Regions from separate parts of the Homo sapiens genome. Here all the other regions are linked to region 1. The links are chromatin loops, found by intact Hi-C in ENCODE. Cell type or tissue: PC-9. All regions are shown on one strand.

Region 1 (4,000 bases):
GTGTGTCCTCATCTAGCAAATGAAAGAAAACTGCAACCTTACTGAGCCAAAGCCATTGCCTTTATCTTTATTACATATATTGGTATGGCAAACATAAATGACTAAAATTAAACAATTCATTAATTCAACTTTTTTCCCTCAAATTCTTGCTAAGTTTACAACGTAATTTAATTTAAATGCATAAAGTTTTTATTTTTCCTAAGTAATAAAGATTCTGTCTAAATGTACAGTCTGCCTCCAGAATCTGTTGGTTCCACAGTTAAGGATTCGAGCGTGGGTCAAAAACATTTGAAAAACAAAACTAAACAATAAAAATACAAATTTATAAAAATACAGTGTAACTATATAGCATTTATATTGTATTAGGGACTGTATGTAATCTAAAGATGATTTAACATATACAGGAAGATGTATATAGGTTATATGTAAACGTTATTTCATTTTATGTAACGGATTAGAGCACCCATAAATTGTGGTATTTGTAGAGCAGAAAGGTAGGTCCTGGAACCCCCATATAAATTGAGGGACAACTGTATATAGAAGTATAATTGCAGCCTGTTTCCATATTAAAATCATGTGATGAGAAAATGACAATCACTTAAATGACATGATTGATATTGTACTGCAAATGTGACAATTGTCTAGATAAGAAATATTATCTAGACAAATGTCTAGATAAGAAATATTAAAAAGGTTCTCAACAACCTCCATTTTCCACCTAGTTTTTACAAAATGATAGAAAATAAAGAAAATTAAAATCAGCTATAATTTGTATGAATAGCTTACCGAAGAGTCCTTTCACATGTAATCCCAAGAAAATCATGCAATAGTCTTTTAAAGAATATTCAGACACCATCCCAATATTTGTTCAACCTGAAAACTGCCATCAAACCCTATGTAATAAGCAAACTATTTTTCATTAATGTATACTCCTCTTGTATGAGAAATATACTTGCAATATTTATACATAAAATTTCCCTCTCATACAACTTTCCCATTATGACTTATGAGGAGCCTGTTGAATATACATTGTTTAGCTTAGAGGTTCAAAATATTTTAAAAATACTAAGGATAAATTACATTTTGAACAAAAACTCGATCATGTGACTTGTTTCAGAACTAAGTATATACCATATAATATTTTTTAAACAGTACATTTCTAGACAATATAGAAAAATAGATTCAAATATGTAATATAGAATCTTACGGTAGAGTCTACAGAATACATTTTAAAAATATTGCTTATGGCTTATTTTCTTCACTCCACTAGAAGGTCCCCTCTGCAGTGCTCATTTCTGCAACACTGTCTTTCTTTCCTGACAGAAGGCTGCTCACCACCAATTTCATCACTGTTGCTAACTCCAGCTCATCTAATCTCTGCAACATCTGCTACCAGCACCTTCTCTTGCCTCCTTTTGTGAACATAGTTTTTTCTTCTGGTTAGAAAATCAGTTCGAACTTCTTGAGTTTTGTGTTTTAAACTCTTCTCAACTGTTCCGATGATTGATGGATGGCCCAGAGGCGACCTCTTTATCTCCAGCAACATATTTGGCTGTTGGCCCGGTAGAGAGGTACTCCAGAAGCTTGCTGGTTCATCATGCTCTCATCTTTAACCACAACTATTTATCTGACTCCTTCCATCTCCACAGCACTGTGTGAGGGATCAGTGATAAGAGACGGTGAAAGACATGCGCAAATGGATAAATAATAAGCAGGATATGTAGAATGACACAACAATTGATGAGTAATTTAGGAGATCCAATAACTAAAAAAAAAAAGACTGGGGACAAGTTCATGGAAAGAGTAATCAACTAAGCCTTATAACATAAAATTGACAAATAGAGAAGGCATGCAATCCAGTAGAATAGAGTGCAAAAGAGGTAGAAGACTAATCGTTTCAAGACATGTTGAGCCACAACAGCAATAACATTGTGACAAAAAACGTCGGTGTAGACTGCAGAAGATCTTCAATGACGGATCAAGCTGTATAGACTTTTTTTTACCCTCATATACTGAATAGTCATTTAAGGTATACAGTGCCAACGTAAGAGAGAAAGGTAAACTTTTTTTAACACAAGTTGTAGGCCTTGGAAAGAAGTTTTCCAGTAACAAGATAACACGATAATGTACTGTGGTTATAAGCTCAAAGTGGTATATTTGATTCAGTGTTCCCAGAACCACCAAAACCTTGGAACCATTGTTTAGCTAAAGCTACTAGAACAACAGAATAACCTACTCTGTGGCATTGTAAAGTAAAATTATACTACACACAAATACTTGACATAAAATACATTTCCAAACTCAATTATTAGGGATAACATAAGCACAAAATGATGCTTTGCAAACATCATGTATCCTATAACTGGAGAAAAAAAATTAATGACATGAAGTGAAATGACTGAGTTCTGAAGCTACATCTCAATTTAAATAGCATAAGCAATTTAGTATACAACATTCTTCAAAATCAATTGTTGAAGGTTAACTATAATCTACATACAAAAACAACTTTGTCAACTTTTTGTACGGATTTTCCTTCTAAACATATTTACTTTATGTGTAAAATCAAAAAATTTCCTGAGTTAAAGGCTAAGACTTGACTTTATGAATACATGCCCAAAAATTGGTGGTGGCTGGTTTCTGTTTTTATTTTGTAAGCTTAGTATAATGGTTGTCCAGAACTTGTAAGCAATGACCTCATTTCTAAGCGGACAAGATGCAAAAGACCATTTTTACAGATTAACCATCTGGTTCCTTTAGGAAGAGTAATATTTCAACAGGTTCCTGTATTTCAAGAATATAAATAATTAAAAAGATGAAGATATGTGAAATACACAAAGAAAAAAATAGAGAAAATAGCATTTAAAGCAAATTATCCTAGCTCCCTCAATTAATATTTTAAAACCATGACAATCAGTTATTAATATAAATTGTTAATTTTATTTAATACAACATCAATATAATTCATACCATCTTCTTCAACTAGGTGGTCTATCATTTTGGAGTTTCTTTCCACCTCTGGAGAATTGCTCAGGAAATCTGGCTAACATACCAAATAAATCAAATGGATTTAATGAGATGGTTTTTGGCTAGTTTCTATATTCTTGTATACACATGCATGTAACACATAAATGTGGTGCTGTTCACAGTTAGAGGCGCAAGAGAAAAAAGTAGCTTTCCAGTGTTATTTCATTGTTATTAACTATACAGTATTCAGGTGCAAACAAATGAAAATCCTGTATATTCACGCTAAAATATAATATGTATCAAAATAAGCATAAAATAACTGTTTTGGATAGGTCTTAGGATGCTGCTGTGGCTTAATTTGCTCTGTTTATGTTCTCTCCGCTTTTCTTTATTGCATGTGCTAGTTTTGATGTGTTGTTTGACTAATATGTCATACGGTGAATTTACTGAGGTCTATAACAAAAGGCATGGATCCATACACTGGACACAACCTTGAGGGCATAAGGGAAAAAAAAAAGAAACTAAGTACCATAGAACAGCCTCAACAAAATCAGAGCATGCTTTACACGTGATTTTCAGTTACACCCTGCTTGTCATTTGTGATTACTCAAAACAATAATTAAATTACGTCCTCCAGGAAACAGGAAGGAGTGGATAACCAAAATACATGAAAAGCCCCTACAGTCCCTGTTTGTTCAGAGTATAGATCAGCATTCTTTAGGAGTTCCATTCTTTTATTACAGGAATGAATATTGGGTTGAACACGCTTATATGCATTTAGAGGTAATGTGATGTATGAAAACAAGTACTGCAGAGGTTTCCTCTGTAGAACTGTACTTTTAAGAGGAGCAGCCACCATAATCTTCTTGTAAAGGTAAACTGGATCATGTCATTTTCAAATAAAGTCTTCTCTCACTTCATTTTCCCCTTAAAACAATATATAAATGATAATAGTAGCAACGGTAACAGTAGAAGTGGTAAACTCAACATAAAAAGCCTACAAGGCTCTTTCCTTGTCTCTTGCTACTCCCACTTC
Region 2 (4,000 bases), 190 kb before region 1:
AAAAAATAGGGGCTTTGGGTACTGGCCATGCAACTTACTAGCCATGTAATTTCAGGATCTTCACTTGGCTTCCATGAGGCTCAGGCTTTTCTGTAATATATGGGTAACTGTAAGTTCTCAAGAAAGTTACATCAGATAATGTGAAAATTATTTGGTAAAAAGTAAGACACAACTTACTGGTAATTATGGTTAAATAACTCATTTGTCTCCAAGATACTTTTTTTACCATAATAAAGATCACAGAGGTTTTATAAAGAAAAAAGCAGAGTCTGTATTTTACATATGTTGCCCATGCTTGTGTTCCTTGGTGAAGTCGTATGAATTTATTCAAGTCACAAAATATTTCTCCCAGTTAAACATATTTTTGAAAAAAATCATTTTCTAAAATTACAATGTTACAGTTGACTGTGGCTAAAACAATCCAGACTCAGGGAAATGTATCAATATCCACACTATTTTGTGTTTCACTTGTTGGACACGAGCATTTTTCTTGAAGAGAATGGATGATAGTAGTATCACCCATTCTAGGAGTATCTAATCTTCATATAACCAATAAGGCACATCCTTTGGATGGGGTAGCCATTGCTTGCCCTCTGGTTCAGGAGTAGCTGGGGTCTAACATCCAGGGATCTGAAGTGTTACTGATAGGCAGGTGGAGACAGGCCTGATATGAGTGGCAAAGCCACCTTTGCTTCTGATTGTAGTACATGTTTATGTTGTTCAGAAAGGTTATTGAAGTTTCAGGGAAAGTCTAGCTTCTACCTCCTTCATTGCATGCATCTGAGATCGAGCTGGAAGAGCATCCCAAACTGATACCTTCGATGCAAGGAAAGTCTTCCTCTTGGTGGGATGCACAGGGATAGTTAAGACTGGAGGCAGCAGTGCCAGGTAGAGTGGCTTTCTCATGAGGATCATCAGCATCAGGGGTAACAGCATGGTGACAAGATGAAAAATTAAAGGTATAAGAAATCGAGGGGCTTATTCTAGAGCATTCATGAAATTGCTAAGAATACTGTGAGTCAGGTTAGTTTCTAGCAGTAATAATATGGGCTGATGTTATAATAATTTGGGTTAAAAAAATGAAAGTGTAATCTCATTTTTATGTCATAGGCTTTTTAAGTCATGAGGCTGCCAACATAAAAGACATGCCATTGCTTTAAAAATGTGTTTAACCGCCGGGCACAGTGGCTCACGCCTGTAATCCCAGCACTTTGTGAGGCCGAGGGGGGCAGATCACGAGGTCAGGAGATCGAGACCATCCTGGCTAACACGGTGAAACCCCGTCTCCACTAAAAAATACAAAAAAAAATTAGCCGGGCGTGGTGGCGGGCGCCTGTAGTCCCAGCTACTCAGGAGGCTTAGGCAGGAGAATGGCATCAACCTGGGAGGCGGAGCTTGCAGTGAGCCGAGATCGCGCCACTGCACTCCAGCCTAGGGGACAGAGCGAGATTCCGTCTCAAAAAAAAAAATGTGTTTAACCTGCATTGCCAATGAGTATCGTTAATTGTGTATGTATAATTATTAGGTATAAACACGTATTTCTTATGTATACATATGCACTAGAAATATTCATTGACTGTTTTCCTGCTTTGCCAAATCAGTGACACCCAGTCTCTAGAAGTTATTGTATATGCATACAAAGCACAAACTCACAATAAAATTGTTTTCCAACTCTTTCTAGAAAATGTTTACCAAAAAAATACACTTTTCCTTCTCTACACTCACACGAAAATTAATCGACATGTCATACTGGTAAAATTAAATTTTTGTGCTATCTTTTTTAAGAGGGAGTTTTACATTTAAGTTGTAGCCCTGGGTCAAAGGTAATAAAACGACCAGAGAACACCACATTACTTTGTATCTCTTCTAACACAGCTTTTCGTTCACAGGCTGAGACTGACAGTTTCAAGAAGACAGTGCATCAAAAAAGCTCTTGGAGGAAAATCTCCAGTCTTTCAAACTACACTTTACTGTATTCATTGATTTATGTAATATATAAAGAGATTAATGATAAAAATAATTTGCATATTTTAAATATGTAATAGGGTTTGAGAATATAGCTTCTAAGTTGAATAGTTGTTTGATATTAAGCAACAATTAAAAGCTAGTAAAATGAAAATGAAATTCTCTTTAGGCAACATATATAGGCTTGGGAAGGAGTAACATTATGCATAACCCCATGATTAACCCAAATCTTTTAATATTCATTAAGATTCCCAAACCAGAGCCAAGAATAATTGGTCTATAGTTGCTTCTCCTGGCTATCTTATTATAACATACTGCATTTATCTTCATTTATCTTAAATTCCTGTATTATAGCAGAACTTATAGATATTCCCACTGGGATCCTCAAACTCTTAATTTGTTTACATATTTTGGCTTCTTTCCAGATTTATGTGAATAGTAACTGATCCAAGAAACAAACAGGCGGAAATGTCTTTGAATAACATTCTTTTACCATCGGGTCATACATACCTCCATTCAGTAAAACAGGCAACTGAATTCCTGAACTGGGCAGTTCAATAATACATTTTTGAAACTCAGGTGGGATTAAAGAGAATGGTGCTCTATTCAAACAATAAAAGAAAAAAGAACTATGAACTTAACAAGGTCTTAAAAACACACACAGGATGAAAAAAAAATCCTCCGAACTATTGAAGAAAATTAGGAACACAGATTTTATCGTCTATTTCCTCATCCTCAAAGGGATGTTTTTTATCCACTTAGGCTGAAGAGCTTGCTTTCAACCAAATTAAGAGCTCAGATGTGAAGAATAGGAAAGGAAAAAAAAGGAAATAAAAACCTGACATACCAATAAACCAACCAATTTCAGTTTCAATAGCCCATTTTATAATGAGGTAGAACAAAGAACATAATGGATAGCGCCAAATGGCAAAGCTCCAGAAAACTCATTCAGTTAATCTTACTAGTTGCTTTGCCAAACCTTATCCAAATAACACAATTATTACAGTCTGCAGACTAGTGGAAATTCTTACAAAATTGGCCTCTATCTAGAATCCCAAATCATGTCTCCAACTCGAGTCACAACCATCTCTGCGATTGTCTTGTTGAAGCTTTTGCCTCTGGGCTTAACTGCAATTTTGCAAAATGGAAAATAAGTGAATGCATCCAGGTAAAATTCTGGATATAGATTTAAATCGAGCTTTTTAATCCTTAAGAACAGTCCTTCCTATATGTGATCCAATTCCCTAAAAAATTATTCAAAGTAGATGGACTATTATTGGTCCAAAATTGTCCTATGTTAGAAATGTTAGAATTCCAGTTTGGCTTCCAGTGTGCCCAGCGATCACGAGTTCTTAATCTCTGCATCTGCCTTTTTGCAACTGTCATATCAAAAGGTTGATACAGACCTACCTCGTAGAGATCCTGCAAGGATTAATTAAGATTAAATCGAAAGAAAAAAATGCATTTGACAAGCCAGGCTTCATCAATGCTGCTAAACAGACCCAGATGTTTTAACAACTGTTCAGATTATTTGGTAGCATCCTAAGTAGAGAATTAATTTGCATAATACATCTCAGCTGTGAAGACATTGTTAAATGATTCCAATGTTTCAGATAAGGGAAAACAACCTGGCTCCACTCTGGCCTCTCATCAAACTAGGCACCATTCACCCCAAAATTTTCCTGCTGACCAAACATTGGTAACATATGTGATTAAGAGAATCCCAAGACAAAGAAAGACGTTATACCTTCTCATTCCTAGGCACTTCTCTGAACCTTTCTTTCTCCTGTAAGGATAAAAAGATTTCAACTCTCTTTCATGTCTTGCTGTGGTGCTGAGGCACAAATGGCTACATGCATCTCTTGTCCATCAAGAAAGTGCTTGCTTCCATGTTTTCATCTTCCACTTTCACTATCCAACTGTATCTCATCATTCATTGCCTGAGGAAATCCCAACAACTTCAGAGCTCACAGAGATAGCACTGATAATAATCTTATGTACATTATCAGTCTTCATTGGTTTCACCAGCACATAC
Region 3 (4,000 bases), 50 kb after region 1:
ATTGAGGTTTAAATGTTACCAGATGCTAATCAGTAACATCTGATGGTTGTGTAGAGGCATTCTACTTTCTCTGCAGGGAGATTGAGGGTTGCTCTGACAATATGCATCATCTTCTCCTTCTGCTTTTTCTTATATCTAATGTCCATTTAGAAAAAGGGTAGATTCATTCATGTTGTTAAAAATAGTGGGATTTATTTCTTTTGTGGCTAAGTAACATTCCAGTGGGTGCACATGTGATCACATTCTATCTATTCATCAATGGACACAGGGTTTTTTCCATATCTCGACTACTGTGAACAATGCATCAATGATGTTTCAATGAATATGGGAGTGAGGTGCTTATTTCATTTCCTTGGGACACATCCAGAAGTGAAATTGCTAAATTATATGTGAGTTCTATTTTCAATTGTTTGAGGAACCTCTGCATTGCTTGCTTTAATGGCTATACCAATTTATATCCCCACCAACAGAGTATCAAAGTTCTCTTTTGTCCATACCCTCACCAACATTTGTTATTTCTCTAGTCTTTTTGATAATAATCATTCTAACAATTGTGAGATGACCCTTGTCTTCACTTGAACAACTGGTTTATGTAATCAACCTGGAAACTTGGCTTTACTTCTCTCATGGCTCCTCTGGAATTTTCATTGTCAACACAGTCTCTAACTGGAAGCTCCATCCGTCATCTCTCTTACTTTCTCCTAACCTAGCCCTTTTACCTCACTGAGGCATCCAACCCCGTGAAACCTCCAATTGCTCTTGGTTAGAAAACCTATTTTCTTAGACTACTCTTATCAACAAGGAGACTATGGTTAATGGCATGAATAATTTTATTAGTAGCACCCCAACTCTCTTGTCCATCCATTAGATCTTCTTTACAAACCCTAATCTCAAAATCACGTAATCTGTTTTACTATCTTAACTTTTAGCTTATGCTTTTATCAGTCACACATGCACATGGTTTAAAGACCCAAATATCTCTACAAGGTCAGTTATGAAAAAAAGTCCAACCCACTCCCTTCACTCCACTTTGTCCTCCCTGTAGGCAATCATTGTTCATATTTAACTATTCTTATATTTTTCTCCATATGTAACAATTTTTGCTGAGTAACAAATATGTACAAAAAAACCTCAGTGGCATGTAGCAATAAATTTTCACTTCTCACTCACACAGTTGTATCATGGCTGAGGTAACTCTGCTCCAAGCTACAGGGCTGTGAGAGCTCTGCTCCTTGGGTTTACTCTGCAGCTCAGACTGGAGGGGCAGCAACCAACCAGACCATGCCTTCCTTAAGGCAATAAAAGTAGCAAAAGAGGGCAAGTCCAACAGCACAAGCACACATTTGGCCCTCCACCTATATCAATCACATCTGGTAAAAATCTCACTTCCAAAGCAAGTCAGGCAAGCAAATCAAGGAGAAGGGAAACAAACTTAATTCACCAGGAGGCCACTGCAAGGGCACAAAAGTAGAATACTATTGCTGAGGACTGAAGAATTGAGACTAATAATTTACCTTTCATTCTGTATCTCTAAATTACATTCTTGTGATGCTGTCTCTCGACTTTTCCATCTTGGCTATCATCCACAGAAGACTTTTGTCCTTCTTCCCAACTTCATCTCAATATACCCTAACACTTCCCATTCCCCACCCTTTCAATATCATAATTTTGGTTAAATCAGTATTGAGTGTTTAAATCAGTGGCTATGTAAACACAACTCATAGCTGAGTCATATATTATTAAAATTTGTTTCCTATACAACTCTGTTGCCCTGGAATTATAGCTTATCTTTTGTTTTATGTGGTTTTCTGTATGCTTATGACTCATTCAATGCCAAACACTTAGCTATTCATTTAAATCTACTCTCAAGATGTTCAGACACAAGGTATTGCACCAATTTTATATTCCTGAAAAGGTCACCCTTGAAGTCCTCTGATCTTTTCCAACAGACTTGTTGTCTTCTCTGCCAGTCATTCAGCCATCATCCTAGGAACTCCCTACATCACCGTCTTGGAAAGAGTCTTCATCTCTCTCCCAACATGGATCCCCTAGCTTCTGTATCCCGTGCAGTCTGCTTCCTTGATCGACTCATTTTGCAACTCTGATTTTGGAGGGTTAGAACAAATTCTCCAATAGCTTTCTGTAGAGTGATTGGGTTAAGGTGTTTATGGGTACCTCTGAGGTTAGTATTTTTAGGTCTTTCTTCCTACACTGGACAGACTGCCCAAAGAAAATTCTTCTAGTCTCCAGTCTGGAAAAAAAAGCCAAGCCACGAAGATAGCAGCTGGCTGAGTGGGAGAAGCAGCCATGGGCTTTCCTATTCGGCAGTCAGTAGGCATATGGTTGTTAGTCACTGTTTCTGGCAACACACTCAGTCCTTCTACAGCATCCTATGTTCTCCCGGTATAGACAGAGAACTTCATCACCACCTGCCTCTGCTAGGGTGGTCATAGATTAGGAAAGGAGATTTAGAGATCAGACTGCTTAAACAGTTTTCAGCCAACCCTCCTTATTTTGTCCCCCTTCATTCCGTTCCAGAGGTACCTGGTGCTGCTAGGTCCTGGACTTTGAGAATTCTACAGCAAACAGTTTTAATTCCTAGCTTGCCCCAACTATTTGCTTGTAATTTGGCCTTCTCCAAGCTGCATCTGTTAGTACTAATTCACTTGTTTTCCAGCTATTCTTCATTTGTCATTGTCACCTCTCCTATTCTTTTGAGGATTTGTCATTTTTAATCCCTTTCTAGTAGCTTTAATGAGGTTTGAGTTATGAGCAAAATTAGGTAACTGCTCAGTTTGCTATCTCTACCCAGAAACAAGAGAGAAACAAGATAATGTGCATTCTAATTAGATAAATATTCCAAATTGTCTTCCATAAAAGTGGTTTCAATTTATGTTTGCATAAACAATGTATGAGAATATGGCAGGGTTATTAACATGAGGTAAATGAATATGACTCAGAGGGACTGGAAAACTTCTGAAAAAATAATGTATATATAATGCAATTATTTTTCTGAGAAGGGATTCTACAACTTTCAGAGGTTTTATAACAAAAAAAAGTTAGAAACCGTTGTTTTATGGTAACCACATAATGGTCCACGGCTACAGATAATCTGATTACCTATCCTTCCAGCCTTAACATCATTCACAGTATTATTTCTGCTAGGCAGCCTGGGAAGTTTGCCCAACCAAGAACAATATATACATTAGAGTAAAACTAAATCAAAGGTATGCATGCACAGGTTTCTCACTCTGCAGTTATAGCCCCATGCTCACAATGTTTCAAGTAGAAACAAAATAGACAATCTTACAACTAGGTAAACAATGAACACCTGCATCCGATTTATCACCTAAAACTCAAACTTAAGCATTTTGCATATATTTACATTGTTTGAATTATGCAATGTATTTTGGGATTTCATGAGAGACAGTTATCCAAGCAGCTTTGTTCTCATATCAGTCATTTTATGAGTAAATAAACAATTTCAGACTAAGTCCATATGAGGCTGATAATATAGCTACAACCATCACTCTTCCAGAAACAGTATGAATGATCTGGCTAAGGATAAGATTTCTTCTTTGAGTAAAATTATTTAAATGGGCAGAGACAATTATATTCACGAGAAGTTTTCAAATGCCTATCAGTGGGGAAAAAAATAAGCTTATCAGTTTATTCAAATTTTTCTAGCCCCACCTAACCAAAAATCCATTACAAACTTAGAGGCAACACCACCCATATCTATCAAACACTGCCTAGATAATTCTTTTTCAGAGTCCAAATAATTGGGGGAAAGAAGTAATACAGGAAACAATGTTATCAGTAACCCTATAACTGTCTTTTTAGACATTTCTACTGACCTTCATATCAAACTATTAAAAGCTAAGAATCTCCCTAAAATGCTTTACCCTATCATAACTTATTTGATAAACTCATCAAAAGTGAGACAACAAAAGAAGAAATTAAAATATTTCCCTAACACACGAATTATTAACCTTATATG

Evidence for each region. Hi-C counts contacts between places; a loop is a spot of excess contacts. Peaks named below come from ENCODE experiments on the same cell type or tissue, not always from the same donor. Only the 100,000 strongest peaks of a DNase experiment are listed, where the experiment ranks them.
Region 2: a loop joins it to region 1, with 11 times the contacts of the local background. A loop is called at or near these places in 3 of 110 quality-filtered maps.
Region 3: it touches region 1 in a loop (6-fold over the local background); 2 of 110 quality-filtered maps call a loop at or near these places.

Annotation. Positions count from the first base shown.
Region 1 is chr7:16,267,534-16,271,533 of GRCh38, forward strand. All of the region lies in intron 6 of CRPPA (CDP-L-ribitol pyrophosphorylase A), which reads right to left. CRPPA-AS1 (CRPPA antisense RNA 1) reads left to right here. Exons shown (of 5, transcript NR_038947.1): 5 at 1,324-3,071. Among named protein-coding and RNA genes, the nearest start is that of CRPPA-AS1, 59 kb to the left of the region's middle. In PC-9, no CTCF peak of the experiment used is centred here; a DNase peak (open chromatin) is centred at 1,648; H3K4me3 peaks cover 586 bases; H3K27ac peaks cover 1,057 bases.
Region 2 is chr7:16,081,671-16,085,670 of GRCh38, forward strand. No RefSeq gene overlaps it. Among named protein-coding and RNA genes, the nearest start is that of CRPPA-AS1, 130 kb to the right of the region's middle. In PC-9, no CTCF peak of the experiment used is centred here; a DNase peak (open chromatin) is centred at 2,471; H3K27ac peaks cover 579 bases.
Region 3 is chr7:16,317,396-16,321,395 of GRCh38, forward strand. All of the region lies in intron 3 of CRPPA (CDP-L-ribitol pyrophosphorylase A), which reads right to left. Among named protein-coding and RNA genes, the nearest start is that of CRPPA, 100 kb to the right of the region's middle. In PC-9, no CTCF peak of the experiment used is centred here; DNase peaks (open chromatin) are centred at 1,356 and 1,806; H3K4me3 peaks cover 537 bases; H3K27ac peaks cover 1,849 bases.